Linked DNA regions of Mus musculus: region 2 is linked to region 1. The links are chromatin loops, found by intact Hi-C in ENCODE. Cell type or tissue: left cerebral cortex. All regions are shown on one strand. Each heading gives the region's core, and the rest is flanking DNA. Links, peaks and the distances in the headings are about the cores only.

Evidence for each region. Hi-C counts contacts between places; a loop is a spot of excess contacts. Peaks named below come from ENCODE experiments on the same cell type or tissue, not always from the same donor. Only the 100,000 strongest peaks of a DNase experiment are listed, where the experiment ranks them.
Region 2: a loop joins it to region 1, with 3 times the contacts of the local background. A loop is called at or near these places in 2 of 42 quality-filtered maps.

What each region holds. Positions count from the first base shown.
Region 1 is chr15:74,663,808-74,678,764 of GRCm38, reverse strand. It overlaps Arc (activity regulated cytoskeletal-associated protein), which reads left to right and starts at 6,195. Exons shown (of 3, transcript NM_018790.3): 1 at 6,195-8,200; 2 at 8,446-8,585; 3 at 8,772-9,684. The coding sequence starts at 6,393. The coding sequence ends at 7,583. Gm32994 (a long non-coding RNA gene) reads right to left here and starts at 5,752. Exons shown (of 5, transcript XR_003951652.1): 1 at 5,342-5,752; 2 at 3,279-3,409; 3 at 1-3,167. In left cerebral cortex, for the core only: a CTCF peak has its summit at 10,807; DNase peaks (open chromatin) are centred at 9,335, 9,964, 10,320, 10,907 and 7 more places; H3K4me3 peaks cover 4,513 bases; H3K27ac peaks cover 6,419 bases.
Region 2 is chr15:74,609,124-74,624,080 of GRCm38, reverse strand. Mroh4 (maestro heat-like repeat family member 4) reads left to right here. Exons shown (of 27, transcript NM_001177437.1): 12 at 2,876-2,980; 13 at 7,683-7,818; 14 at 7,896-7,990; 15 at 9,022-9,171; 16 at 9,624-9,778; 17 at 10,713-10,857; 18 at 12,026-12,210; 19 at 12,418-12,555; 20 at 12,726-12,837; 21 at 13,041-13,184; 22 at 13,692-13,868; 23 at 14,284-14,439. Among named protein-coding and RNA genes, the nearest start is that of Mroh4, 20 kb to the left of the region's middle. In left cerebral cortex, for the core only: no CTCF peak of the experiment used is centred there; DNase peaks (open chromatin) are centred at 3,826, 4,255, 6,556 and 6,943; H3K27ac peaks cover 1,412 bases.

The DNA.
Region 1 (14,957 bases), core at 4,524-12,523:
TATCCTGATTCTTTTCTACCCTCTCTACCCTCCATGTCCTCCCCAGGCTGAGGAGGTCCTGGGTACAATGGCCCTGGCTCAAGGCTGGTGTCCTGGCTAGAATAAGGGAGACCTGACTCACCTTGATACCTGGTCTCTGCTACCATCCATGTTCTGCCCCCACATGGACAAAACCCACATGGCCATGTCCTTGGCCTGGAGTAGCACCCTCACACATCTGGCAGTCCCTCTTTATGTCTGGCTGTTGGCTCCTGCATTCCAGTGATGGCTGGAAGCAGGTACACTAGGAAAAGCTAAAGGGGGCTACGACTGTGACATATATGGTTGCACACAAAACACATTTCCAGACCTGTGCAGATACCAAGATTGACCACTCATCTCAGAGACTCTGTGCAGATGCACACAAGATAGACCAAGGCACGCTGTGCCTGGAGACCCTTCCTAGAGGCACAGAATATGGACAGCTATAGGGAGTCAAGGCTTTCTCACTTTAACATAGAGTTGGCATTTGTCAACTGAACAGGAGGGTGGACAGTTGGTCAGAAGGATCCTTGTAGCCACAGGTCCACCCAGTGCTTTCTCAGCCTTCATGAAGAAGAAAGAGGAGGAGGAAGAGGAGGAAGAGGAGGAGGAGGAGGAGGAGGAAGAAGAAGAAGAAGAAGAAGAAGAAGAAGAAGAAGAAGAAGAAGAAGAAGAAGAAGAAGAAGAAGAAGAAGAAGAAGAAGAAGAAGAAGAAGAAGACAAGGAAGAGGAAGAGGAGGAGGAAGGGGAGGAGGAGGAGGAAGAGGAGGAGGTGCCCTAGTGGCCTTTTAGTACAGTCTGCCTGTTGTATAGTTGAGACCAAGGTGCTGAATGAGTGCCATGAAGTCACACACAGTCTCAGGGAGATGCAAAAGTTCCTGTCCACAGCGCTATGGAGGCTTAGGCTAGGCACAGACAGGCTATCTGACATGGACCCAAAAGGGGCTTCCTCAGGTCTAGCTCCTGTCTCTTGATTCTACACTTACGCTGGCCCCCTAGTGTGTGAGTGCTGAGCTCTGTACCCACAATGCCTGCATGGCTTCGCCTTCCTTGTTCTAGACTATTCTAGCTTGAGCAATGACAATTACATGGACTGCCTGTTTTCTGCAAGAAGAATCCCCAGGAAGTGCTGGGTGCTCTTTGCCAAGTTCGGAGGCTCTAAGCAAGGCCACCCACTGGCTGGCGCTGACAAGTTGCAGAAGTAACCAAGCTAGAAGCACAACAGAGGGCCATCAGGTGGGGAAAATGAGGCCAGGGAAGGGGTGGGGACTTAGAGAGACTTACTCATGTTCCCATAATACAAGGGAGTGTCTTACATAAGGACTCTAGGAGCCTGGAGGTCTCCGTCTGACCTCTAGCCCAATTCCTAGCCTCTATCATTGTGTGACTTGGATAGGTTTCTGGCCCTCCGTCCCCCTTATGAATCATGGCTGGGACCAGGGAGGAACACAGGTCTCTTGAGGACAGACTCCCACAAACCTGTGTCCTTGTCTACAGTCAGGTGGGCAGTGGGAAATGCCTGGGGTACAGAGATCATCAAGACTGCACAGATTCCATGGAAAAATACCAGGCTTCCTTAGAGGCTGGACTGGAGGAGCCGAGGCAGGAGGCAGGAAGGAGGAGGGAGGAGAGATGAGGGAGGAGGGTCTGGTGTGTGGGGGCCCTGTACGAACATGCTGCCTTGCCTTGTTCCAGGGAAAAGGATGTAGCACACAGCCTGCCAGACGGAAGAGGAAGGAAGGAAGGAAGGAAGGAAGGGGGGGGGGGTGGCACAGAGAGAACTTGTTCCTGTGGCTTGGGAATGAAGACTGCTGAAAAGGGAGGGGAGCGCTGGGCCCTGGGGAGAACAACTCAGTATCTCATGGCGACACACCTTGGCTCCAGTCCCACTTCCATGTCCTAGCCTGTCTCTGTTACTAGCTAGCTCAGTGGTCTGAGGCAGGTCCCCCACCTTCCAGGGCCGCTATGGAAGCCAAATGAGATTACCTTTGTGAGAAATGAAACTGCAGCCCTGCCTTAGAGTCTCCATCTTTCCCAGCTTCCCCAGGATCTCCCTGTCTCTCCCCTCACCTTGATGTTCTCCTTCAGTCTCAGCCCCCAGATCACTGTGCATCATTGTGCCCTTATGGGGTAGATGGAGACTCCAGTCTCAGCTCTCAGCTCCAGAGACCATCATCGCCAGCCCTACTGTGTCCAGAGACTGGCAGTGGGGGTGACCGGAAGTCATTCAGCCAGCAGACGGCCGGTGGGAGGGCCAGGTGTCCTCCCTCCTGCTGGCGGCTCATTCTTATGTCAGCTCAGCCTGAGGGTACTAGGCTTTAAGCATCAGTAGGCAGAGGCTTTCTGAAGTCTGCAGTGCCTAGTCTTGAGGGGGTCCCTCCTTCCTTCCTTCCTTGTCCCATGCTGACACCAAGAAAGGACTCCAGCCACCTTCAGCTTGGTGGAGCCTTACCCCTCCCTCCCCACACTGCCACTGAGAGAAGGGTGAAGCCAGATAATTAAAAAGGGATGTGGAAAGGCTCTTCTCTTTCCCTCCCTCTGATCTCTGTCAAAGGACTGCTCTGGACCCCTGGTTTCAACCCATAGCATAGACCTGGAGTTGGACAGGGTACCTGGGCATCAGCCAGGAGCTAGGACCAGGCAGCAAAAGACATCTGTGCAAAGTTGGGTAGCAGGCAGCTGTCTAGAGATTTGACGAAAGCACCTGGGCCAGGGGCTGGGCGGGAGGTCCTGCTGCTCGGCCAGTCAAGGGGCAGAAGCCTATACCCTTTCTCCTGCGTCCACACAGATGGCAAGTCTGTGGGCAGATGAGAGCAGGAAGTCCAACCAGGTCCCTGCTGCATCCACCTCTGCTGCCCTGGATTCTGTCTTCATGAGGAATGGGGTCCCTTAACCCATATCACAGGGTGGGGGATGATCAAGGTACTTGTGTGTGTGTGTATGTTCACGGGTATGAGCACATGCTTGTGTGTGCCTTTGTGTGCAGGTACGGGGATGGCCGTGAGCTGTGTCCTTGAAGGAGCTTACTTACCCTTGTTACTCACGGATGTTGACTGTTCAGCCTTAGAGAAAACATCTGCTGGGAAGACCATCTAGCCGGGGACAGCTGTGCCCCACAGTGGCCATGAAGGGACTTCGAAGATATCCTATGAAGCACAAGGAGGAGACTTAAGGGACTCTAAAGCCCCCATGCCTCTGGGAGCCAAGGTGGTGGGGACAGGGACATATGTGATTACTGTCAAGAATTGTGTACTCACCAGAAGTCTTGGGTTGGGAAGAGGATGAGGAGAACAGTGCTAGAGGTTCCAGATGTCGGGGCAGGACAGGAGGCTAAGGGACACTTGCTGGTCCCAGACCTCTCTGACTCCTCTCAGGAGGAGGTTTCCTCCTGAAAAAAGGCTCCTTAGTATGACAACACCACAATGTAAATGCTAAGAGGCCAGAGCCCAGGGTATCTGGAATGCTGGGGACAAAGGGCCAGGACTGACAGGGCTGTGGAACCAAGGTCACCTGGATCTTAGCGCTCTAAAGATTCACCCAGACCTGCCCCATTGCTGAGGACTTGCGCTTTTCCTCAGAATTCATCTAGAATCTCTCAGGTAATTTTGCCATGGTTCCTCCCCATGTTCTTTCCCTGAACAGGCCCAGCCTCCCCACCCCACCACACTGCCCCCATCCTACCCCACCCCCGCCCTGATCCTTCCCCAGCCTTCCAGGGGGCTGAAGGTGGCACTATCTACCCCTCGCATGGGCAGGATTAGTGGGGCGGGTACTGGAAGAGTGTGGGTTAGAAATCCCCCTCTCTGAAGGCAGGGAGCCAGCCAGCCTGGCCTCTTTTCCAGCAGCAGAATGTAGCCCCAGGCTGCAGTGTGGGGGCGAGAAGGGAGTTGCTGAGGGCTTCTGGGGCGATAATTGGGCAGCGATTAAATGTTCCCAGAGGAGCTATGGCTGTTGCCTGTGCCTGTCACCTGTCACTGGGCTCCTGTGTTCGTGGCTTCTGAAGACCCCGGAGGAGGAAGCAGGGCTTCCTGTGACTTTTCACCCCAGTGGGGCTCAGAGTAGTGTCTCGGGGTCAGTGGCCTGGATGGACTGCCCTCCATGGAGATAGGAAATGCAGTGGTCAGAGGGTCAGAGCACTTCAGCCTCGGAAACTTCTCCATTTGTGCCCAATCCCCCCTACGGACAGGGGGTGGGGGATCCTGGTCACTGGCCACAGTGCAGCTGGTTGACACCCTTGCACTCTCCAGCCTGCTCATCCTCAGCTTCCCCACTCTAGGGGGCTGTCCACCAGCTTCCGTGTGGGTACAGAGAGACTGACTCTGGCCACTGAAGGGCTACTGCTGGCATGTGTGCAGACAGACCAGGGTCCAGTTGCCCCGTCAACCCTACCCCATGGCGTAGGACCTTGGTTAACCTTCAGCTCCCTCCAGACTCAGGCCTGCAGCTCCCGGCTCCCAGGATTCCCCCATAGGAAAACTCTAGTTAGTCCCTATTCTAGCAATTTCTCTGCTTGTTTCCCCTCCCTGCAGTGATGCCCCTCTGCCTGCCTTCTGTGTCCGCCTACTCACCTCTAATTAGAAATGCCAGGAGAGCCATTTTAGGGGAGTTTTTTTTCCCCCAGAAAGACATTCCTCTCAGGGATGGAAGCCCTGGGTGTGTGTGTGGAGGGGGGGGGGAGGGGGGACAGGTTGGCTCTAAGAGAGGCAGGGCTCCCCAAAGCTTCTTGAAAACAGAGGAGGGGGCTCTGAGGGATATGAGGTTAGGAGAGTTCTGTAGGTGTGTGAGCAAAAGTGGGGTGGGAGAAGCTGAGATGTGAGTACACGTGGATTACAAGTGGGGGCCACTGGTGTGTGTGTGGAAGGCCATGAGTGGGGGGCATGAGTCCACAGAGAGGGCCGTGAGTGGGGGGCATGAGTCTACATGGAAGGGTGTGAGTGGGCTAAGTGCTGGTTGGTATGAGTGTTCAGTGTGTATGTATGAGTGTGAGAGAGGGGGAGCTGGCAGAGAGGAAAGGGGGTTCTTGCAGGCACCATGTGTCTGTGGGCCCCTGTAGGCTTCTGCTGTGGGCAGTGATATGTCCCCAAGTAACATCAGGAAATGGGAGACCTAGACCTGTGTTTCTGGCTTGGTGTAAGTCAAGAAGGATGCCCTCCCCCACTGCACCACAGCGCTGTTGGCTGTTGCCAGGGAATCGGAAGGGGCCTCCCTCTAGAGGGAATCTCAGCTTCCGGAGCCCCATTCCTTATATGGCATCTTGCTTTCCTCTGCAGGCTCCTTCCCCTCCTTCCTCCTTCTCCCTCCCTCCTTCCTCCGGACTAACCTCTTGGAAGGCTTGAGAAGCTTCTGGTCCAGTTGTGGCTGGGTCCTAGGGACTTCAGGGTTCAGCAATGTTGCCTACACATCTTGATATCCCTATGCCCTACCCCAGTGTCTGTACAGGTTCAAGTGATACATCTGTTTCAGGGCACTGCGGCCCTGTTCAGCCACTGACACACAGACAGGGCCACTCAGTGTCCACAAACCTATGAAGGGGTCCAGAAAAAGCCTTGCCTGAGTGGAGTTCCCGAACAATATTGGACCAGGCTAGGATTTGGACTTATGACTCTTGGGGCAAGGTTGGGCAGGAAGTAGGTGTGTGTGTGTGTGTGTGTGTGTGTGTGTGTGTGTGTGTGTGTCCCGCTAACCAAAGGCAGCTGAGGATAGAAGGGTTTGGAGTGAGAGATTCCTACCAGGCACTTCTGAAGTTGCATACTGTGTGGTCAGGATGGGCAAGAGTCAGGATGGGCGCATCAAAGATTCAGAGGGGTAACGTCCAGCTGCTCCCTAAGAAAAGAGATCATGAGGCCCCAGGGCAAACAGTAGGTAATAACCTGCCTTAGCCTCATCCTCGCTGCCCAGGACTAGGTAGAGGAGAGTGTCTCCGGTCCCCAAAATCCCTCCCGGTGGGAGGCGCGCAGCAGAGCACATTAGTCACTCGGGGCTGTGAAGGGGCGGGTCCTTGAGGGCACCCACGGGAGGGGAGCGAGTAGGCGCGGAAGGCGGGGCCTGCGGCAGGAGAGGGCGCGGGCGGGCTCTGGCGCGGAGCCTGGGCGCCGCCAATGGGAGCCAGGGCTCCACGAGCTGCCGCCCACGGGCCCCGCGCAGCATAAATAGCCGCTGGTGGCGGTTTCGGTGCAGAGCTCAAGCGAGTTCTCCCGCAGCCGCAGTCTCTGGGCCTCTCTAGCTTCAGCGGCGACGAGCCTGCCACACTCGCTAAGCTCCTCCGGCACCGCACACCTGCCACTGCCGCTGCAGCCGCCGGCTCTGCTCCCTTCCGGCTTCTGCCTCAGAGGAGTTCTTAGCCTGTTCGGAGCCGCAGCACCGACGACCAGATGGAGCTGGACCATATGACCACCGGCGGCCTCCACGCCTACCCTGCCCCGCGGGGTGGGCCGGCCGCCAAACCCAATGTGATCCTGCAGATTGGTAAGTGCCGAGCTGAGATGCTGGAACACGTACGGAGGACCCACCGGCATCTGTTGACCGAAGTGTCCAAGCAGGTGGAGCGAGAGCTGAAAGGGTTGCACAGGTCGGTGGGCAAGCTGGAGAACAACTTGGACGGCTACGTGCCCACCGGCGACTCACAGCGCTGGAAGAAGTCCATCAAGGCCTGTCTTTGCCGCTGCCAGGAGACCATCGCCAACCTGGAGCGCTGGGTCAAGCGTGAGATGCACGTGTGGAGGGAGGTCTTCTACCGTCTGGAGAGGTGGGCTGACCGCCTGGAGTCCATGGGCGGCAAATACCCAGTGGGCAGCGAGCCGGCCCGCCACACTGTCTCTGTAGGTGTGGGGGGTCCAGAGCCCTACTGCCAGGAAGCTGATGGCTATGACTATACCGTTAGCCCCTATGCCATCACCCCGCCACCTGCCGCAGGAGAACTGCCTGAACAGGAGTCAGTTGAGGCTCAGCAATATCAGTCTTGGGGGCCAGGTGAGGATGGGCAACCGAGCCCTGGTGTGGATACACAGATCTTCGAGGACCCACGGGAGTTCCTGAGCCACCTGGAAGAGTACCTGCGGCAGGTGGGTGGCTCTGAAGAATATTGGCTGTCCCAGATCCAGAACCACATGAATGGGCCAGCCAAGAAGTGGTGGGAGTTCAAGCAGGGCTCGGTGAAGAACTGGGTGGAGTTCAAGAAGGAGTTTCTGCAATACAGTGAGGGTACACTCTCCCGTGAAGCCATTCAGCGGGAGCTGGAGCTGCCGCAGAAGCAGGGTGAACCACTCGACCAGTTCCTCTGGCGCAAGCGGGACCTGTACCAGACACTGTATGTGGACGCTGAGGAGGAGGAGATCATTCAGTATGTGGTGGGCACCCTGCAGCCCAAACTCAAGCGCTTTCTGCGCCACCCACTCCCCAAGACCCTGGAGCAGCTTATCCAGAGGGGTATGGAAGTGCAGGACGGCCTGGAGCAGGCAGCTGAGCCTTCTGGCACCCCACTGCCCACAGAGGATGAGACGGAGGCACTCACACCTGCTCTTACCAGCGAGTCAGTAGCCAGTGACAGGACCCAGCCTGAATAGAGGGGCCAGCCCAGGGTCCCCAGCCCGCCTGCCACACCCAGCCTGTGGCTTTTGCCAACTAGGACTTGAGCTGGGGCTGACTCCCAAAGGGATGCCCTGTCCAGCCAGACATCTACTCACCCACTGACCTGGCCTGACTCACAACTGCCACACAACCATGCTACATGGACTGAACATCAAGAAGCCCCTTTCCCATAGGGCTCCCACCTGCCGCCTACCCCTCATCTGTCTGCCCTGGTCCTGGCCCCCAGCCCCATTGGCCTCACCCTCTACACTCTCAGACCATCACAGAACACGATCTGGCTTCCTCATTCTGCTCCAGTGTCCAGGGCTCTTTGGGTAATCAAGAAACCAAGTGTCTGAAAGGCAACAAAAAGTAGGCACCAAAACCCAGGGGACATCCTAGGGCAGATGCTAAAGCAGAGATGCTGAGGGAACCTCAACTTCCGGGGATGCAGCCCACTCCTGCAGACACAGCAGATCCAGCTGGTACCCTAGCTGCCGCCCAGGGCAACCGGCCAGTCTTGGGCAGCATAGCTCCCCTCCCAGGGGTGAGCTGAAGCCACAAATGCAGCTGAAGCAGCAGACCTGACATCCTGGCACCTCCTGGCCCCCAGGTGAGCCCTGCACCGTGTATCTTAGAGTGGGGGGGGGGGGCGTGCAGAACCAAGTCCACTTTCCAGGAGCCCTTCAAGGCTTCCCTAGCAAATTAGTTGCAAGGGTGGAGTGAAGTGGCATCAGAGTGGGTGTCATTGTAGTGGGCACTGGCACTTCACGGTCCAAGGACGGGGCTGAGGTGGGGGCGGTTCTGGGGGAATTTGCTAAGCCAGCTCACCGAGGACCCTGTGATTTCTCACCCCAGCAGTGATTCATACCAGTGAAGAAGAGCAGAGCTCAGCTCCGTGACTCAGCCATGGCAGGCGGAGGGTCCCCGAGGGGCTGAGTCCTCACACCCAGCCGAGGCAGCGGCTGGAGCCTACAGAGCCAGGAGAATGACACCAGGTAAGAAAGTCTTGCCTCCTATCCTGACCAAGCCTCAGATCCCAGCCACTCTCCAGATTTCTGGGTTATCCGGGAAGTCCTGACAGGCCCCAGGGGTACCAGCTGGGAGCAGGGTAACCTGGTGTCCCTCCTGGATCTAGTGGTGAGCAGTTCTCTCACCATCTTGCTGCTTCCTGTGTCCTTCAGGTCTCAAGGCTGCTGAGAAGTCTTTGCTGCCATGTCTGGAAAGGGCATCACCACACCACCAGCACCAGCACCATCCTCTCTTCTCCTGAAGCTGCCTACATGGGTTCCAAGACACTTTCAAGGCAGAGAAAACAAGATTACAGAGAGGAGGTGCCTGGCAGGGGGCAGCACCCCAGCTCAGCCCAAGAGCTGAAGGTGAAGACAAGCCAGCATGAAACCACGGGTCTGCCATGATGCCCGCCCCGCTGGCCGCTCACTAGCTGCCTGCCATTAGCCTCTGCAGCTTGAGCAGGGTCTGTACCCTTGGTCCTCTTGGCACAGAGCCCAGCTCGCTGCATGGCCTTTGGCTCCCCGACCAGACCCTTGCAGGAGCCTTAAGGCTTGGGCCCCTGCCCAGCCTGATCTTTCCTGCTGTGCCCTGCCTGCCAGGTCAAGCCCAGTCCCAGGAGACCCCAGGCCTTGGCTCCTAGGCTGTTCCATGAACCTCCCTGACCTGCCTGGTGATTGCCCAGCTGAAACCTCAGCCAAGCCCCAGCTCCAATTACCTTGTGCTGGTAGCTGCTTGTGTCTGCAGTCTGAGTAGGCCTTGTTGCGGTTCCTCCATCTGCCTGGTCTATTGGTGTTCTGAGACCAATTCCACTGATGTTCTGACAGATCCTCCACCCTGTGCCCCTGCCAGCCCCCACAAGTTTATTTTTGCACAAAAGCCATGACCCATACTCATTTGGCTGGCATAGGGTGTGTAGGTAGGCCCTGGGGACTAGGGAGACCCTGGAGATCTCAAGAGAGTGTGGCTATCCCCTATTTTCACCAAGCCTTGAATATCCAGCCAGGCTGTCTGCCCATACCATCTTACCTCAAAGACAGATATATATCTATATATGATTTTGTTAATAAAACTATGAAACTTATTGGAGTATGTGCCATTTCTCGAGGGTGTGGGATGGGCTGAAGCAGGACCTCAGAGGACACTGCTCAAGGAGGTACAGGAACACCCACCGCCTATGTACCCCAGAAAAACTTCTAAGTCTAGAATCCTCGGCCTTAAAGGCCTCAGGGACCTCCAAAGACCAAGCCCATGGCCTCTAGGCCTGGACAGGCCCTTGAATCCCCGAGCTGTGGTGGCAGGTGTGCTGCAGGGGATCTCGTCTGCAGAACTGGGCTCGCCCAGCCTGGAATCTGGAGACAGGGTCAATGTCCTATCTAAAAGATGGTGCACGCCATCTTTCTGGCCTTCAGTTTTCTTATCTACAAAATGAGAAACCATCTCTTGACTGTATCCAGGCCTGGACTCAAAAACTTGGAAATAACCTGTTAAAGGTCACCTCTGTGGGCAGTGCTGAGAGGAGGTACTGGACTCAAAAACTTGGAAATAACCTGTTAAAGGTCACCTCTGTGGGCAGTGCTGAGAGGAGGTACTGGACTCAAAAACTTGGAAATAACCTGTTAAAGGTCACCTCTGTGGGCAGTACTGAGAAGAGGGAGAGGTAAACTGCCAGCCAGACCTCAGTGAGTAGGGCTAGCAGGAGACAGAGAATGCTGAAAAGGGACTATGTGTGCTAGGCCATATCACCTTAGTCTGATGAAGAACATGGGCCGCTAGAACTCTAGTGTCCATGGGAGAACATATCTTGCTAGCCTGGAGGCCTCAGTTTTGCTATTGGATTTTCAGATGACCACTACACACACATGCTCACACATACATGCTTTCTCTCTCTCTCTCTCTCTCTCTCTCTCTCTCTCTCTCTCTCTCTCACACACACACACACACACACACACACACACACACACACACACACACACACGAGCCCAAGTCTGAACTTTCACTATACCTTTGGAGCATCACAGAACTAGGGTGTGTTTGAATTGTCCAGTGGCCCAATAGGTCATCACAACTGCCATGATCATCTGCACATGCCCACCGCCCCCTCTGCTGGGGTTCTGCTTTCTGGAGCCCTCAGCCGGCCAGCGGGGCTAGCCAGGAATGGCATCAGCCAGGCCCAGCCCAGCCTGGGAAGGGCTGCACCTGCTGGTGCCTGGAAGCAGCACAGCACCTGCCCTGGGGAGGATAAAGCCTTCCAGCCCCAGAGCAGAGGCCTGGGAGGCAGGTTACAGATGGAAAGGAGGGAGCCACCTGCTGCCAGGAAGTGTCGTCACCCTCTGCAGGGCCAGCAGGAGCCGCAAGCGCCAGGGAAGATGAAAAGCTGCCTCTGCCCTTTCTCTCCTCTGTTTCTTTTACATACTGAAACTGCTGACAAGAGGGAGGGAAAGTGGCAGAGGCAGAGGCGGGTGCCACCTCAGAGAAAGGCCGCTTTCTCTTGCTCCCACACTATTGTGCTCAGGAGCCTGGGACCAGACACGGTTTTCCTTTTAATAAGTCGCCCCTGTGATTGACAGGCTTTCTGAACACCAGCAATTTGAGACATGGTTCTGTGTTTCTGTACCCAAGGAAACCGGCAAAGGTCCCCACGTGGGGTGCAGCAAGAGGTGCAAGGGCCCAGCCCACTCTCAATTCCTCATCTCCCCCACCCCCACTGTGTGCTTCGCCAGCCCTGGCTATACCTACACATTGGGTATCATGGATCACTAAGTCCTCTCACAGTAGGGCAGGGGAACTGAGGGATAGACCTGTGCTTGTCTCAGGTTTGGTACTGAGCTGGGCCGGTGACAGGGGCTCCAGGATGCCCCTTGGGCTCTGCCTGGACATCTAGTCCAGACAGGACTCTGGTCGCATCCCAAGGTCATGCATGACCTTTCTCTGATATCAAGTCTGTCTCACCCCATGATGGGACAAAAGATGGCTTTCGTGAGACACAGCTTTGACAAGACTCAGAGAGGAACAGAGGCAGGTATGGGGCCTCTGTCTTCTGTAGATGTTGAGTGGGAACAAGGCAGGTTACCCCCAGGTAGAGCCCTGTCTTTGGCCCATCTGAACAGTTCTCTGACCCTCTGCAGATCCATTACAAACTCAGTCCCTGCCTCTTGCTCTGTCCAGTGTAGGAGAGGTGAAGGACACTTTTTCACATGGACAAGCAAGGAAAGAGAGACATGCCCTGGGCATGAAGAGAATGAGCCCAGCTTCCCTGGACACAGGGCTGAGTCCCAGGTAGGGAGGACTCAGGAAGACATCCCAAGAGGGGCAAGATACATCAGACTGTCCAACCTAGTCCTGGCTCCCTGCTCTGCTGTGCCTTTCTGGAGTCCAGGTGACATACATCCTGCCCTTGAGGTACAGACCACATTTAAGGATCAGTTTCAGTGGCCTCACCCAGTCCCCACTTCCTTTCTCAAGGGCACACTGAGTCTTGGGATGCCTCTCTCTCTCTCAGTGGGTATAGTGGGGGATTGGTATCAGTACAAGACGGTGAGCAGTAGTTATGTGAGTGGATGCCCTAGGGGATGGGGTGGGAGGGATAGGAGAGAAGAGAGGGTTAAGTAGCCTGAGGGGAAAGGGAGGAGGAGTGGGGAGGGCTAGGCCTCCAGGTTGACCATTTGTCTGCGGCCAACAGCTTTCCTTCTGTCTTGCTGAAGCCTGTCAGCCTAACCTGACAGGGCACAGCGGGCATTCCTTTGCCAGGGCACAGCGGGCGTTCCTTTCCTCAGAATGAGCCCAGGGCGAAAGGACAAGGAGGTTTCGATGGGAAAGGATAGTCTGTGTGGTTCATTCAACAAGGCTCTGGGAACCTAGGGCAATGACAGTGACTCAGGGGCAGGGGCAGTGAAGAGAAGCAGAGGCTACAAAGACACAGACCACCCCACTTCAGACTGTCTATGTGCCCTTCAAACAGGGCCAAGGGGACTCTCAGAGACCAACCCCCTGGCTGGTCATAATAGAATGCCACAAGCCAGTGGAGGAGGCCATTAACACAGCCGTGTTACTGTGACCAGCCACCCACAGGCTTGAGGAAACCCACTCTTCCACTGGGGAGCAAGAGGCTCCTTCTCCAGTCACCTGGGATGTCAGCATGATCTCCATGTCTATTTCCATAGTCAATAGAGAGTGGGTTCCTTTGTCACCCTACTCCCGACCCCAACAAACACAAAGTGTATTGTATTTCTTCTCCCTGAGTTTCAACAGCTATTATTTGTTCCCCAGCTTAGGCAAGTTCCATCTGCCCTAGGCTTGAAAAGTGAATGGAAAATAATTTGCTGAGACAATGGCCCGTATTAGCCTGGACTTGTCTGTCCATGTGACTTTCCTTTGTCCCGATTTCTCCTTCCCCCTCCCTTGGGGAGCTAAGGCCAGATGCCCTGACCCAGGATGAGATCAGCAGAGCCACAGAGAACAGGGACGAGTACCCAAAGACCTCCTGTGTCACTGTCCTAGCCTCTGACGGGGATCCAGAGCAAGACCATAGGCTTTTGGGGGCCTACCCGGGAGGACCTGTTAAAAACCAAGTTGCTTCTGTCTACCACCATTAGGGGTGTGGCAGACACTCTGTGTCTTGGGCAGTGTCACAGCCAGTGGCCAAAGGTTTCCTCTTGCCTCAAAGAGTTAACTCCAATGTGCCCTCTATGTCAGGACTGTCCCCAGAGCTCAAGGCCTTGTCTTCTTGCTATATGGATTCCTCCCTCTCAGATGGTCCTGTCCTGGGTTTTGCTTTCCAAAAGCTTGGACAGCCCAAGTCAGGAAGCAGTAAATCTAGACTGGTACCATCCTGCTCCCGGCCAGCATTGTCTCACACAGAATATCTCCTGTCCCTTCACCATGGAGACATACCTTTTTCAAGGGCAATGCGCTTCTTGCCACTGCCCACATGGTGATCTGGTACCCACCTGCCCCTTCAGTGAGGACATGTATGTGAACTTGCTGCAGTTACCCCACCAAGGGCTCCTCCCTCTGCTCCACATGTCCACCCGAGGCTGGGGGCAAATTGCAGTGAGGCCAGCTACAGTGCTGCTTCTGATGTCAGGTCTAAGGCACATTCAGAACAAGCTTGTTGGGTCCCTGCTCCTGAACCCTCATCAACTGGCCCCACCTCCCAAGTGTCCCAGTTATGTGTCCTTTTGTCCACTTGACTTTTCTTCTTGTGTGGGACAGAGCAAGAGGCAGGGACTGAGTTTGTAATGGATCTGCAGAGGGTCAGAGAACTGTTCAGATGGGCCAAAGACAGGGCTCTACCTGGGGGTAACCTGCCTTGTTCCCACTGACCCTTGACTCCAGCCACCTATGGAGCCTGTCCATGGGCTACTCAGGACTCCCTCTTCCAGTCAGCTACTTTCTACCTCTCACAGGTCACACAGTGACCTCCTACTCCCACAGGAGGAGATGAGGACTCTCAGCTGCCTCCTCTCTTCCGATTTGTCTCCATCTCCTCCTGAGGGTCTCTCCCACGCCTGTCAGAGCTCCCAGCTTATGCCCCAGTTTTGAAGGCACTGGGTGGCATACATTAGCCCGTTTCCTCTGGGAAGAAGGCCAGGCACCCACTTGGGTATGGGGGCCCTATGTGGAGGAATCAGATGGAGGACAGGATCCTTGGTCCATAAGCCCCCGCTTGGCTATGGAGTGACTCCCAGAGCCAAAATGCCTCCTCCTGGTGTGGGTGAGAAAACTGAGGCCAAAGAGAGATAAGGAGTCAATTGCAGGGCATCCTCCTGTCTGTCCTTCCTCAGGCCCTACCTCAAAGCTCTTGTCCCTCCTGCCCCATAGCAGTCCAAGCCAACTGCACTTCTGGGCCTACTCCAGAATGACCCCTGCATAGACCACTACAGGAAACCCTAGTGCTTACCCAAGCCACCCCAGAGACCTTGACAGGGAGAGCTTGGCCTGAGTGTAGGAAGAGAAATCATAGCCATTCTAGAAACTGGCTGATCTACACCCTCACGGGCATGTACATAATTGTGCTTGCTCTCACTAAGCTCCCAGCTGGTGGGAGCTCCACGGTCCGCTTCCAAGGCCTTCCTACTCTGAGGAATGCTCCATAGTCACAGATGCCCTGGGGATGTCTGTCTCTGCTAGCTGCTTGGGTAAGAGCAGTGGCTTCTGTCTGTGTCTCACTCAGGATATTCTCTGTTCATGAAACAGGGTTTAAGGCTTCAGTGTCTCCTTTTCAAGGGCTGGTACCATATCTCGCTGACACAGTAAACTGCCGCTGTCTGCCAGCAGGTTAGAAAACACGAACTGAGCAACCGTTTATGCCCCCAAAGGATTGCACCTGGGCAGGTGGTGCAGGATCTTTGCTGAAA
Region 2 (14,957 bases), core at 3,783-11,782, 54 kb after region 1:
TGGTACCCCTTATGGCCTCCCTGTTACCTGTATGGGCTCACCACATGTCTTACTTAGGGTTTTACTGCTGTGAGCAGACACCATAACCAAGGACACTCTTATAAGCACAACATTTAATTGGGGCTGAGTTAAGGGTTCAGAGATTCAGTCCATTATCAAGGTAGGAGCACGGCAGCATTTAGGCAGACATGGTGCAGGAGTAGCTGAGAGTCCTACTTTTGCATCTGAAGGCTTTTAGCAGAATACTGGCTTCCAGGCAGCTAGGGTGAAGTCCTTAAAGCCTACACCCACAGTGATACACCTACTCCAACAGGACCACACCTAGTAGTGCCACTCTCTGTGCCAAGCATGCACAAACCATCACATCACTCTTGAAAAATATTGTGTGGGGGAGTGAAGGGCCTTAGGACTAATACAATTGAGAAATCTCAAGAAGAAGGGCTCCACTGTATGGCCCCATATCCCTCTGCTTTGTTCCATTCTATCCTGGTGGGTGTGAGCAGGCCAGACTCCTCATTGAAGGGTAGCAGGTAGCAGCATCCTTGTCAGCCCTGGGCACCCCACAGGCCAGGAGAACACACTAGCTTCTGCTTTACAGCTAAGGAAATTGGTTTGAGTGGGCCTTGTTGGCCACTGACTCCAAGATGTAAGGCCTGGTCCCACCCTCCCCCTAGCATAGCACCAGAATAAAGTGTGTCCCTAGAAGGTTCTAGGCTCTTTCCTCAGCTCTGAAAGGTAGGAGCTATGCTGTTCTTTGACATCAGGTGAGGTTGGGTGTGGATTTCAGCAAGGGGGAGATGGAGGTCAGGGTGGGACTAGAGGCCTAGGCACTCTGAGATTGGCTTCTCTTTATAGCTCTGATGAGTACATCAGAGAATATGAGGGAGGCCGAGCTGAGTCACCAACAGAGTCAGAGTCTAGGTAGGAGTATGGCAGCATCCTTCAATAGTCAGACTATTGAAAATGTCTTTCAATTTGTGGTTGTACCAAGTCAACAATGCCACGGTACGTACCACTAGCCAGAGTTTCATGCTGCCCAGAAGCTTGACTGATCCCAAGCAGTGACCCCTGGTGACCCATTCTGGTTAGATAGACTTCTCCCTGTCCTAGCCATGCTGAGCAGGAGCTTTGTCAGATCCCTGCCCCCGGGAGGGGTGGGTACATGTCAGTCATAGTCAGCATGTATCCCTGATTGTCTGAGGCTAGTGATAGGACCAACATCAGGGAACTGGCCCAGAACATAGGACTAAAAAGGAAGGGTCAGGTCACTGGAGCAGTTGGCCCCAGGCATCTGAAAAGCTTCTGCTCAGCCCAGTGGCTGTCCCTGAAGTGGCTTAGGAAGCACCCAGGGGAGAAAGACTCTCCCAAGCGCCAGTTCTGTGTCAGGCCCAGCGGTAAGCCACTCACCTACAGAGTTTACCATGAACTCAGGGTTTCCTAAGCATTCGGAAGGTGTCATGTTCCTGCATGGTTTTGAAGTAGTATCTGGTCCTCACCCTGCCCCTCACACAGTCCCTCTCCTCCGCTTGAGGATGATATGTGTGTGAGGCCTGGCAGCCCGAGCAGATGGAGACAGCTGAGTCATCAGAGGACTTTGCAGTTTTGTCCCTTCCCCACCCCGAGAGCATGACAGGTTGGCCTGGTATGTGCACCGCAGCTGTGTGACCAACCATGAATATATACCAAAGCCTTAATCCCCAAAGCTCAAGCCTTAGGAGACTTTCCAGTGGCTGAACCTTTGACATCCAGACCTGGCACAAGACCAGGAACAACATGAGAGCTTTGTGGCCCTATGTGTTCTTTCTGTGTGATATCTGTGGTGACCTTGTCATGCCGTCTGTAATAAACGGGCAAACACACCAGAGTGTCCCCAAGTTGTGTACACTGTTCCAGTAAATTCAATGACCCTAAGGAAGGAGTGGCGGGGGAGGCCCCCATGGGTGTGGTAGAACACAGATTTATTGTCCTTTGGTATCTGTTGAAACCTGGTCCCCACTGTGAGGCACTTTAAAGGCTACAAGCCTAAGCTAGTATTGGGAATAAGGCAGAAAACTACATGGCTGAACCCTGGTAGCTGTGTGTGTGTGTGTGTGTGTGTGTGTGTGTGTGTGTGTGTGTGCATGTGTGTGTGTGTGTGTGTGTGTGTGTGTATAAGAGAGAGAGAGAGAGAAGTACTAGGTAGAGATGGTTAGAGCACTAAGTGCTCTAACACTGAGCCCAAGCCCTCCTGTGATGGCCTTTATGAGAGGTGGGGGGAGCTGGGAAGAAACAGGCACATATGTGTTTCCAGTCTCTGTGATGTGGTGTCCCTTAGCACCTCAGGACTGTAACCAAGGCCATCACCAAGTCCTCCAGAGCATGTGCCATTATAACCAAACAGCTTTGTAAAGTAGTCAGCTTTGAGTATTTTGTTACAGTAACGAAAGGTGGCCTAATATAATTTATAGTGGGTTGGATTGAAACATGAACCACAGTTGGGGCTTGTGACTGGCTCCAGAGTTGGGGAAGTCTCGGGGACAGAGCCCTTAACCTGTGGGACCTGACATGGCATGCAGGTTGATAGTATTAAAGTTTAGTTGAGTTGTAGGATGCTTGTGTTTATCCTAGGATTTATTTTTTAGCTGGTGCTAGCAGAATTGTGTTGGCTGTGAAGAACATGAAGGTTTCTTAGGTTTTCTCTACATCTAAGATGGTCCAAAGCTGTGAGGCACCCCAGAACTGAAGGGGTGGATTGATGGACAGGCAAGGAGGCCAGTGCTCTGGCTGGGTAGCTGTTTCCCTTCCTTCCTGGCAAGCCCTACTCAGGGCTCATCTAGAGCTGGGAGCAATATGGTCTGTGGGCCCAGGTTCTCACCCTCTGCTCCATTCACCCCAGCACATAGAATACTGGCTGATGTCTGACAAGATCCATGAGCGCAGTCGGGCTGTCCAGTCCATCTACCTGCTTCTGCAATATGTGGTGGACTCTTTGAAGCTTGCTGTGAGTTTCCTATACCCCCAAACCATGGCGAGCACCTGATGGGGGAATGGAGGTCAGCATCCGGGGACATGGTCTTTCCATAGGCTGTCTCGGAGCCCTTAGGCTGGGGACTGTGACTACAGCTCAGTGGGGTGGCCTGAGGAAATCCCAAGAACAGAGACACAACAGAGGGCAGAGACTGGAGGCGTGAGAGGGGTAGGGGCTCTGGGGAAACAGCCTGTGTCTGGTCAGGAAGGCTGCAGTGTGGAAGAACACCATGTCTTATATAGTCCCAGAAACAGCTGATCTGAGAGCCGGGAATGGAGAAGCTGAGAGAAAGTGAGTCACCCTGTCCCTGTGCCCTCCTTCATGCTCCAGCTGCTTCACATGGAGGCATGTGGCTTAGATGGGAAGGTCCGAGACAAGCCCAAGTTCCTTAGGGTAGTAGGTATCAGCTACCACCCCACACCTCAAGGAAAATTATAAACAGGCTTTTCATGGGCCAGGTGTGGGTAGCTCAGCACTGAGAAGAAGGGCTGCAGGATTATATGAAGCCAGCATGAACTATACAGTGAAATCATGTCAGGAAGGAGGGGGAGAGGAAGAGGAGGGACAAAGGAAGGAGAGGATAAGGGTGACTAATTCAAGCCGAGAACTTTCAGATCTCTAGAAGAAGTCAGACCCTCCTCATAAAGGAAGGGCAGGCAGATTGGTGGTACAGCATTCAGAAGGCAGAAGCTACCAATGAGATAAAATGAGCTGTGGGGGCATACGTAGCTGTTAGTAGAGCAAGTCCGAGGCTGGAGCCCTAACACTACATGAAGTGGGTATGATGGTGTATGTCTGCCATCTCAGTACTCAGAAGGTGGAGGCAGGGAGGTGAGCCATTCAAGTTTATCCTTGGCTACATATTGAGACCAGCCTGGACTATATGAGACCCTCATCTCCAAACCAAAAATGATAAACTGACCTCATCAAAATGAGGAACTTTTGTGCCCCCGGCAGCCAAAGGACACAGATAGTCAAGAAGTGTGTGCAATGTGTGTATCTCACAGAGGACTTGTGTCCAGACAAGGTGATCAACTACCTCAGTAAAAAGCTAGCCAGCCCTTAAAATGGGCAAGCAGATGAAAAAAGGGGGGGGACATTGCGGAACCCATGAAAATGAAATGTGCCCCCACATAACTGGTCAAAAAGGAAATGCAAATAAAACCACCACAAGGTACCACTACCCACCCACTGGAAGAGTAAAATTAAGACTGGGAACAGCAAGTGTTGGCCAAGGTGTGGAGTCCCGGAAATGTCTCACACAGCATGGGGAGTGTAGGATGTTAACACTGCCTGGCAGAACTTTCAGCAGTTTCTTTGAAAGTTAAATAACACTTATGCCCTAAATGCATAGGTCTGATCCTAGCTGTTTACCAGAGAGGAATGAAAAGTTATATCCATAAAAAGGCTTATGCAAGAACACTTATATGGTGTTATTCATACTGGAGCAGATCTGGGAGCCCTGTAGATGTCCAGCAATAATAACAGGCAAGTAACTATGGCAACACCCGCCCAGCCATTCACAGGCATGAACTGAAGAGATACAGCTGAGAAGCCGAGTGTTGGGTGCTGTGGCTGAAGTGTGGAAATTGATGAAGATGTTGGAAGATGAGTTTCATCAGAGGGAATTATGTCTTTACCTTGAAACTGGCCCCTCTCAGGAATTGGTTATCCTTTGAGAGACCGGAAGTCTCTCTTATCATCCACACGCTGAGCTGGCACGCACTAGTGACAAGTGTCATCCAGCGCACAGTGAGAGAGGCCCTCTCCAGAAGGCACTGCCTAGTGTCTACACTACTAACTGTGAGCTAAATAAACTGCTCTGTCAATCATCCAGCCTCAATTACTCTTACAGCAGCAGAAAGAGAATACAGACGTGGGGACCTATTCAAACTTCCAAAACTATTGAATTTTTCACTTACTTGTAACCTCTCTGTAACTACAATCTTAAATAAAAATTACCATAAAAAGTGCTAAACATTCTGTAGTTTGGGTTTTGAAATATTATTGGTTTAAAACTTTATTTACTCTAAATATTTTGAAATTTAATTTATGAATGATAGAAGGGGTGTTTGTTTGGGGGTGGGGGTGTCTGGAAGGAAGGGTGTCCTGAAATCAGACAAGGACCTCCATCAAAGAGAATGTGGCTTTGTACTAGGGTTGGATGCTCTTAATACATGTCTGTCTGTCTGTCTGTCTGTCTGTCTGTCTGTCTCTCTCTCTCTCTCTCTCTCTCTCTCTCTCTGTGTGTGTGTGTGCCTGTGTGTCTGTGTGTGTGTCTGTGTGTTTAGTGCTGTGTGAAGTATCCTTGTATTGGGACAACTGATGAACTTTGGCTATAGACTGTGGATTAGATAAGGATGCTGATGTTGAAATAGATTTTTGTGACTGTGACTGTTGCATTTGTCACTAAGTTTCCTGATTAGTATGGAATAGACAGTAGGGGTATTTGAGGTAAAATGCCTGGTGTCCCCTGTCAGAAGAAGGGAGGGGAACGGAGGGATCCAAAGTGAACAGACTGTAGCTAAGGGGAAGCACTGGCCAGAGAGCACACAGGAACTCTGAGCTATTCTTCCATGTTTGAAGTGAAAATTGAAGCTCCAGTATTGAAGATGAAATGGCTTTTAAGGTCCTCCTGCGCGTGCAGTTAGGCCTGACCAAGGTTTGATGCTAGTGAGAGCTTTACCAGAAACTGTGGGTTGGACCTTGTGAAGCTGGCTTTGGGGATCCAGGCTGGGGCAGGCCTGGGGCAGTGAGGTCTGTTCTACTCAGGACCTAAGGGTTGGGCCTTAGAGAGGGATGAGAGGACACTGTTCTGTGCTCAGGGTTACACTCGGGGGCTCAGACCCCCCAGAAGAGAAGGGACAGTCAAGGCAGGTGGAAATGGCGCTAAGGAGCCTCATGAGAGAGGACTTGAGTGAGTCTTGGGTTGGTAATGGTGTGTGGTTAGATCCTGGGCACAGTACAAGTAGAGGCCACAAGAGGTTCTTCTGAATAGGCACCAGCCTGGACACCTAGCACCAGCTGAGGTGGCTGCTGAGTCTGCACTTGGTGTGTTCCCTCCTGGGTGGGGCAGGCTGGCCAGGTGTGAGATGGCTGCTGCACACGCTCAGGCCGCAATGCTAGTCTGGGTGTTGGGATCTGGCAGGTAGCTGAGAGGCTCAGCCTGTGGACTTCAGAAAGAAGCATCCGATACTAGGCTTTCCAGAGTGATGGATTCACCAGTGATACAAAAAAAGTCCTAGGCTGACAGTAAGCAGGCTGCTCTGCTCTGTCACCCCCCCAAGTCTGGAGCAGAAGCTTCACTTTGAGAGGACAGCAGTGTGGCCTACAGAGGGAGAAAGAGACTCTACAGATCGGGGCTGCTCCCATCCCAAGGCCCTGTCCCCAGTGCTTCACAATCCTCATCAGACCACTTTCCACACCCACAGACACCACCAGTGTAGAACGCCCCAGCCTGGGATGACGTCAGCTTGGGTGTAACCTACTCGGGCACCAGAGACTCACCAAAGTCAAGCTCCAACCATGTGGCCCTCCAGACCTCATAGGCTGGACATTCAGAGAAGGGAACATGTGCCCTCCCCATCATCTCTGGGAGGACTGCCAGGAGGTCTCTGTCACCACTCGTTCTGCACCACTTTGCCTATGGTAAAAGGAACCAAGGAAACATTGCATAGTGTATGGCTGTGTTCCCGAACTTAAAAGAACACACAAGTGTGAGGGAAGTCGATGATGCTAAGAAACATGCGACAACCACAAGAAAGAGTTAGAGGGACATTCTAGAACTGTAAAGGAAGCACACATCCGAGATGAAAAGCCACTGGTTCTTTTAACCAGCAGCTCAACCAGCACAGAAGAAAACAGAACTGGAACCAGGACAAAGGGACAAGAAAGCCCCGAGGAACAGGGCAAAAGCCCAGTGGGTGTGGAAATGTGTGGAATGCAAGCAGGATCCCGGGAGAAGTGAGATGATGGGGGCAGAGGAGGTGGTGCTGCCATGGTGGGAACTGCTCAGTTTGGCTGAGAAAGTACACACCTCCAGATAGGGATATCAAGAAATCCCAAGCAGGACACACTCGAAGGAAAACATCACAGCCCAAATTATTGAAGACCAGTGAGAAACAGGAGAATCCTAAAAGCAGCCAAGAGAAATGAATCTCAACACACATGGATATATGTTGGCAAACACATGCACACAGACATATAGGCATGCATAGGCATGCACACACACACACACACACACAAGACTACACATATCCACACAATCATGCATGTATATATACTGGCATACATACATGCACATACCATCATGCAGGTACACACTGGTAAGCCTGCATGCATACTCACTTACTAGCGCACGCACGCACGCACGCACGCACGCACACACACACACACACACACACACGCATGCACATGAACATAAGCCTGCAGGCACATATACATATCCACAGGCACACCTGCACACACCCACTTGAAGGACCCAGACTTTTGTTAAAAACAGAAATGCCTTTTCCAGATGAGAAGACAGGTGAGGGAGGTGAAGGTCAAGTGAGACAGGAGCCCCTCTCAAACCCTAGCCAGTGTGTCTCCCAAAGATGCTGGGGACAGGAGTGGAAGCAAGAATCGTCACAAAAGAAGCCAGACCTGGCTTTGCTAATTGCCTCTCTCTCCCCAGAAAGAGGCCGTGCCGTCCTTGCTGGGTCACCAAATAGGCATCCTGATTCTGCTGTGGCGGGACAAAGACAAGATCACACAGCAGCATTCTCACTTCTGTGTTTACCTGCTCATGGAGCTTGTTTTCCAGCAGAAGGGTGAGTGCAGCAGGGGCAGGGGTTCGGGGCTGGGGGCAGCAGGGAGAAGCAGCCCTCCTGAGCACAACTGTACACAGGGAAATTGGTGGAGTCTGCGCAGTGGAGTAAGATGAAGCACTTTGAAAGCAACGTGTTTAGAGAGTGGGAGATGAAGCTCTACCACCTGGTGAAGGTGAGCTTGCTCAGGCAGGGCCTGGGCCTCTGATGGCCCCAGAGCTCAGTGGTTAAATGGTTCCTTCCTCCCCACTCCCAGGCCTGAATAGATGGGTCCTCAGGGTCCCAGGGACCTGAACAGGCAAGTCAGTTGGGCAGAACCAGGATGGGATGGACTTCTGCTCTTTCCAGGGAAGTTCTCTGTACCTCCCTTCCCAGCAGCCTCTGCTCAGATGGGACCTTTAAACCCACAGGGCAAAGATTCTCACTTGTATCTCCCTCTGGGGACAAGAGAAGCCAGCTTATCCTGTTCTTCTGGGGATACACTGTTCTCAGCACTGCCCCTCCCCATCCTATGTAAGCTTGAGGAACTTCCGTTCTCTGGACTTTCTGCCCGCCCGCCCCCCCCCGCACCCCCATAGTCTCCTCAGGCTCGGTCTGCCTATTACACTGGATAGAGAAGATCAGAGCTGAATTTGTGTCAAAGCTCCATCACTGGATGACCCTGGGTCAGTCATCCCATCTTCCTGAGCCTCAGTTGTCTTACCTTCTAAGTGAGGGTCACTTGGGTCGGTGGATCCAGCTGCTCCTGAGACTGGCTGGGTCAGAAGCAGTGACATTTTACAGCATCTAGTGTCTCCTGGGCCATGCACTAGGCTGAATCTGTTGTCCTAGTGGCACCCTTCCTAAAAGAAAGCAGGTTGGGTTCCATCCTTAAGAGGTGGTGGGATAGGGAAGCAAGACAGAGGAAGGCTAGATCTGGGCAGGAGCCGGTCATCATTCCGACACAGCCAGGCTCCTTACAAGGCTGTTTACCACCATTGTCCCTTGGGAAAGTCTTCAGAGAATAGGCAGCTGAGAGCTTATGGAATGCACACGTGCAGCCACAGAGCCTTTGGAACCCTGCAAACCTTTGTCCATAGCTCTTACATAACTGTCTGTATACAAGACCATCACTCCCTCTATGGTAAGAGGTTGGAAGACCCCCTGCCTGGTTTGATTTATTGCTGACCAGAGATTTCCCCCTCCCTGGCCTTTGCCTCTACACAGGTCTTCAAGGAAGACCTGACAGTGGCACAGCACACACAACTGATCCTCACGCTGGTACACAGTCTAGGCAGTTATAATCATCTCCACTCTGACCTTGCTGCTAAGCTCCTGCTGCTGATCTGTGTGGAGCCTGGCTTCAGGAAGGAGCAGGTGAGGCTGGGTGGATGTGGCTCCCTTCTGACTGTGTGTACATGCTCATGCAAGCAAGCTCCACACCCTCTCATTCACATGTAATCACAGAGACAATGAGTGACCACCCTAGTAGTCCAGGAGTGGTGTCTTAATGAACTTCCAGCCAGGTGCCTTAGTCTAGCAGATCCCCGACCCATCTTCTGCTGCCTCACAGGTGAACTGTGGGAGAGGGCAGCTCCAAACTGCTGTCCAGTTTGGCTTCACCAACTAAATTGAAAATTCATCCTTGGGCACTGCCAGGCCCCATCCACTTGGATCCTCTTACAGGGTCAACCACATTGCACCCCTTGGCTTGTTCACCCTACTTTTGTTACAATAGTGATAGCGATGGGGGAGCTGAACTGTATAGCTAAGTCCTACCAGGAACTCAGAGGGCTTTGCCCCATCTGAAGCTGCATTCCACTTTGCAGATAGCTGAGCTCTTGCAAGGCCTGTTCCAGGAACTGCCGAACATCCAGTCCAAGAGTGTCCAGCAGGCCATAAGTCAGGCCACCTTGGCTCTGGGGACCCAGCATATTCAGGAGGTGGTGGAGGTGATCTTATCCCTATGTCAGCCCTCAGAGAGGTATATCTTCCCTTGACCCAGACACCCCAATGTGGTCCTCATCCAGGCATGTGGTGGTCCACCTTTCTGGGCCATAGTTTACTTAGTACACTAGGCAAGAATAGGCATTTGGGGGTTCTGTCTCTTTCTTGACTCTGGGCTATGGCCAGAGGGGCTCTGAAGGTGTTTGGGAATCAAACAGGGTTCTAGCATTGGTGTAGAAACAATCTCAGATTCACAGTCACCAGAGACTGACCTGTACTCAGAGCCCTAGACCAGTCAAAGGCTGTGAAGATACACAAAGATGCCCTTCCACCTATCCACAGGTCCCCCCATGGTCCCAGGGCCTCAGTGAGTCTTGAATCCAGCTGCCAGTCTAGATAGTCTTTCAAGAGGCAGTCTATTGACAATGAGGCCTTACTAATTCAGAACATGGCTAGGGGCTGCTGGCAACAGCAGCATAGTCATAAGCCTGTCGTTGGTCCTTAGGTGGCCAGCCATATGCTAAGCACCTCATGAATATATGTATATATTTGGCAGTGTGGTATATGGCAGGGGCACTGGCTGATCTCCCAACACACAGCCTTTGACAGGGAGCCAAGTACAACGAGGGACTCATGAGCTCTGCCTGGAGTGATTCCTGGCTCTGCTAGCTTCCCTCTTCTCTTCAAACTATCTGAGTGGTGGGAGTCGGGGACACTTGCCCCTACTTCCAAAAAAAATAGTCAGGCTATATAAGGCAGCTATTTGCTTGGGGTCCTGGAGAGGCTGAGATTTGTGTAGATATCAAACAGAGCATCATAGAATATAGACCCCAGGGCCCCTCACTTACTACCCACCCCACCACCACCAGGGCTCACTGTCCCACATCCTTCTGATGACCAGCATTCATAAAGGCCTCTCTGGCGTGTTGTGCCCAGTGTTCCCAGTGGTGGCCTGGTCCCTGTCTCATCAGGTGGATCCTACCTCTGTGGAAGGCTCTGGCTGCCAATTACCAAGTGGCTCGTGATGTTATAACTCTACTCTACATAAAGCTGAAACTGCGCCCACCAAGAAGGCTCCTCCAGTCCACATATCGAGCCCGGCTGGTCTCGCTGATGGTGAGCATCACCCTGTGTAATGTGCCACCAGCGTGGTCCCCCAGGGCAGCAGCAGTCTCCAGGGCTTCAATTGACTCCTGGGGTGGGGTGAGGCAGGCTGTGTCGCCTCCAAGGGCCCCACCCTCAGGCCTTTATCACAGTCTGTAGTCATTTGTGGAGGTGGGCAATGCATTTCACTTGTGCTTAGTGAGCCTCTCACCTGGCAGGCATGACCTCAGTAGGTGTCTGAGGCACTCGCTTAGGGACCAGCCAACTGGCTACAGGCCCCTGCTGCTACTCTATACAGATGCCTCATCTTAGACCAGAGCAGAACAGAAAGTTCCACAGTGGGAGAGAGCCTTGGCTGCCCTGACACAGCTCAGACACAGTGACCATACACTGGGCCACTGTTGGCTGTGGGGACAGGGACAATGAAGAGAGATGGAGGGGTGACAAGAGGCCACTAGGATCTAGGGAAGGCAGGGCAGGGGTGGGACGTAAGATGGCCAGCACTGATTAGGAGCCAAGGCTAGCTCTTGGACTACCCCCAAGCTTACCCACTTATTATCTCTGCCCCATGAACTGAGACCCTTATACTCAGGGGAGGACAAAGTAGAACGTTGGGCACGACACCGTAGGACTGGCTGGGGGACGGTTTACAGAAAGAGCCAGGGGATTCTACAGCCCAACACAGACCAATTCCAAAGAAACCGGGCTAAATGGGACCAGCCACCAGAAACTCAGAGCCAGGGGAGGCCCTCACCAAGGAGGCTCTGAGAAAGACCTACAGTGGGAAGTGGGAGAGAGCCTTGGCTGCTCTGACACAGTTCAGACACAGTGACCATGCACTGGGCCACTGTTGGCTGTGGGGACAGGAACAATGAAGAGAGATGGAGATGTGCCCAATGGGATGGGCACTTAGAGAAACCCAGCTCATCATAAGGTGAGGCCAAGCCAAGAAAAATAGAATGAACCGTGTGGAATTCAGGCTGAGCAAAGTCTGGAGCTCAGAGCCTAGCCCCAGAGACCGCAAGGGGTCCTAGTTGAGCCTCAGAGCTAGTGCAAGGATCTTTGGCGATTTATCCAAGGGGTCTTCATGGGAGGCCAGACGAAGGCAGCAAAGCCCAGACTAGAGTGCCTTTGTAGCTGATGTCTCTGCTCAGGGGTCCCTCTCTGTCACCCATCTCAGGCTCTGGGCACCATTTATGAGCTCCTCTATACCAAGGAGTACCGGAACACAGTCTGCTGGGCCTTCTCGGGCATCCTTCTGGGCCTCCTCACAGAGCTCTACTACCTGCTGGAGGTGGGCCTAGTGCAAGGCCTGTTTGACTACCAGGAAGACGATCTGGGCTCTAAGCCCCTCGGGCCCTGCAGGTGAGCCAAGACATCTGTGGCCCCTCCCTTGCACTCACTGAGCATGCTGATGCTACGGACCCAAGAAGGGAAGGATTTTGAGTGGAGGTGGGATGGGTTGGGACAGAGTTCCCAAACTGTCCAAGAGGGAAGAGTCCTGAACAACGGGAGTCTTAGTAGGTAGCAGCTGACAAGTTTCAGGCACCCGTTTTATTCCACCCTGCCCAGGATCTGCTTGGAAGCACTCAAGGGCCTCTTCTGGACCACCGAATACTGGGAAGTGTTTGCTGATGTGAAGCTAATCCAGGGCTGGGAGCTCTTCGGGCAGTTGGAAACTTTCCCCAAGGGAGTGACCCTTTTGGCCAGGTGAGCCCTTGGCTTGGGCACCCTCTTCCTGGGAGTGGGTAGAATGGCAGCCCAGCCCACTCTCCATACACTGGATCCTGCACTCCAGACTCAGAATTCTGGGCAGTGCTGAGACCTAGCTGGAGAATGGAGCCCTCTGGGACTCTGGGTCTGCTTCTTACATGTGATAGGGCCATGGCTCACTATAACTGCGAGATCAAGGCTGTCTTGGGGCAGGCTCTCATCTCCCTGAAGAGCAGCGAAGAGCGAGACAACATTGTGGGCATCTGCATCATCACTGAGGTCAGCCTGTCCCCTATCCACCCCAGTGGACTTCCCTTCCATTGTCTCTGATATAAAGCATATAAGTCTGACCCTTGTGTGTCAGCTATGCTTGCTGGTAGACGTGTTTCTTCAGGTCTCACTTCATTCTCATGGCCTGGGGCAGGCGGATTCCTTGCCAGCTGTGGTTAGCAGGTGGGCTGATGGTGCCAACCCCTGCCCAGTTTCTCAACAGCCCAGATGTCTCCCAGCACATGTCTTGGAAGACCATGTACAACTCCCTGAACCTGGGCCTTTCTAGTCGCAACCAGATGGTGCGGGCTATGAGCTTGAAGGGACTGGGCAGCACCCTGATGCACCCTAAAAAGGTGAGGGTGGAGGAACTTGAGAGATATACCCTCTGTCATCCCAGAAAGATCACAGGGAGGGCTAGGCACAAAGGAAGGGTCTGTAAGGGTATCTCCTTGAAAGGTGGTAGAGAGACCATCAAGCCAGGTTGGTTGTGCTTAATTGTTTCAGATGATAACTTCTGTCAGGTACCTAATATCCTACCCTTTTGAACTTCCCAGAGCAGGCCTGTTCTGATGGTCCTCATGATGGGTTAGAATGCAGCTGCAGATTTGGCCTATTCCAGACACATGGTGTGGTTTTGTCTGTTTTCCTGTCCATCATGTAGGGGAGGTGGGGAGTGGTTTTGGGAACAGCCAGCTTTAGCACTCAGACCTCTGCCCCACCTGGACTGACTCAGATATGGGTAGATCACACCTGAGCAGGCCAGAAGCTCCAGTGTCAGCCTAAAACTATGACCTGCTTCACTGGGGCAGCTGGCAGAAACTGGTCAAGGGCCCTACTGGAGGACGGTGGTCTCCCTGCAGGCAACTCTGCTAAGAAGTAAGTTGATGGAGCTGTTGGACAACTTTCTACAACCTGAGTTCAAGGACCCTGCTGGCTTGATGAAGATCATGGGCCACCTCCTGCACTGTCTAAGTGCCCAGGGCATTGGAATTGTCAGCCTCAAGATCGCCCAGCACCTTCTCAGCCTGTTCACAGATGTGAGCTGGGCAGGGTATTTGGGTTGTCAGGACAGGACAAGGCAGGGCTGCAGATAGCAATCAGAAACTAGTGCCTGTCCTCAGAACATCCCCAGAACCCACCTGAGAATAAAGATTCCATAGACTGCTACTAGCTGAAGTTTGTGAAGGTACCGAGTCCTATGCTCAGGATTCTGCCTCCCAAGTTATCAGGCCAATGACTCCATATGAACTCCTCATATTGTGCAATAGGACCCAGTGACTTCAAGGGGTTGAGGAAGGATGAGCGGCCACTGGTTTGTGGGGTTAGGGACAATGACGGCTGGTCCTGAGCTGCACAGGGCCAAAGTGAGGCAACCAGGAGTCATGTGAAGAGAGGGAGGGGAGAAGCCTGGATGGTTGCATGCCTGAGCAGGAGACCTGTCTCCCCTCCCAGGAAAGGGCAGCGGTTCGGGAAGGTGCCATCTTCCTGTTTGGAGATGTCATCCACTATGGTGGCAAGAAGCTTAGGCAGAGCCTCAAGGATGTGGCTTCTCAGGCTACAGTACCCCTCCTCTTCAATATGGCTGATCCCTGCCAAGAAGTAGCTATGGTGAGTGTGCTCCAGCTCAGCTGGGGCAACTATGAGAGCCAGGCTGAAGGAGAACAGGACTTGAGGGCTCAGCTTTCTCAATGGAGCCCAGAGTGAGGTTAGAGTTCATGAGAGGCCATCTAGGTGACAGAGGACTGGGGCTGGGTTTGTAGGCCAACCCAGTAACCAGAGAAAAGGAGTGGGCTCTGTCTTGGTGGCGTTGCCTCAACCACCTGCTTCAGGTTCTTCACTCATATCCCATGCGGCCCTTGGGCTGCCTCTTCTGGCTGAAGACCTCCACACCACCATCTAAAATCAGCTGCAGAAGTCCAGCATTCAGGGACTTCGTACCTCTACTTTCCCCCTCCCTGTTGCTGGAATTTCCAACCCCGATAATTCCATATAACAAACAGACAATCCAGTTATTATGATTATAATCTATATGCCTAAATTGGGCAGAGCTAATACTATAATAGCTTATTCCCCAGCTATAAGACCCCTTGCTACTTGCCATTTCTCCTGGCCATGTGGTTCTGGTC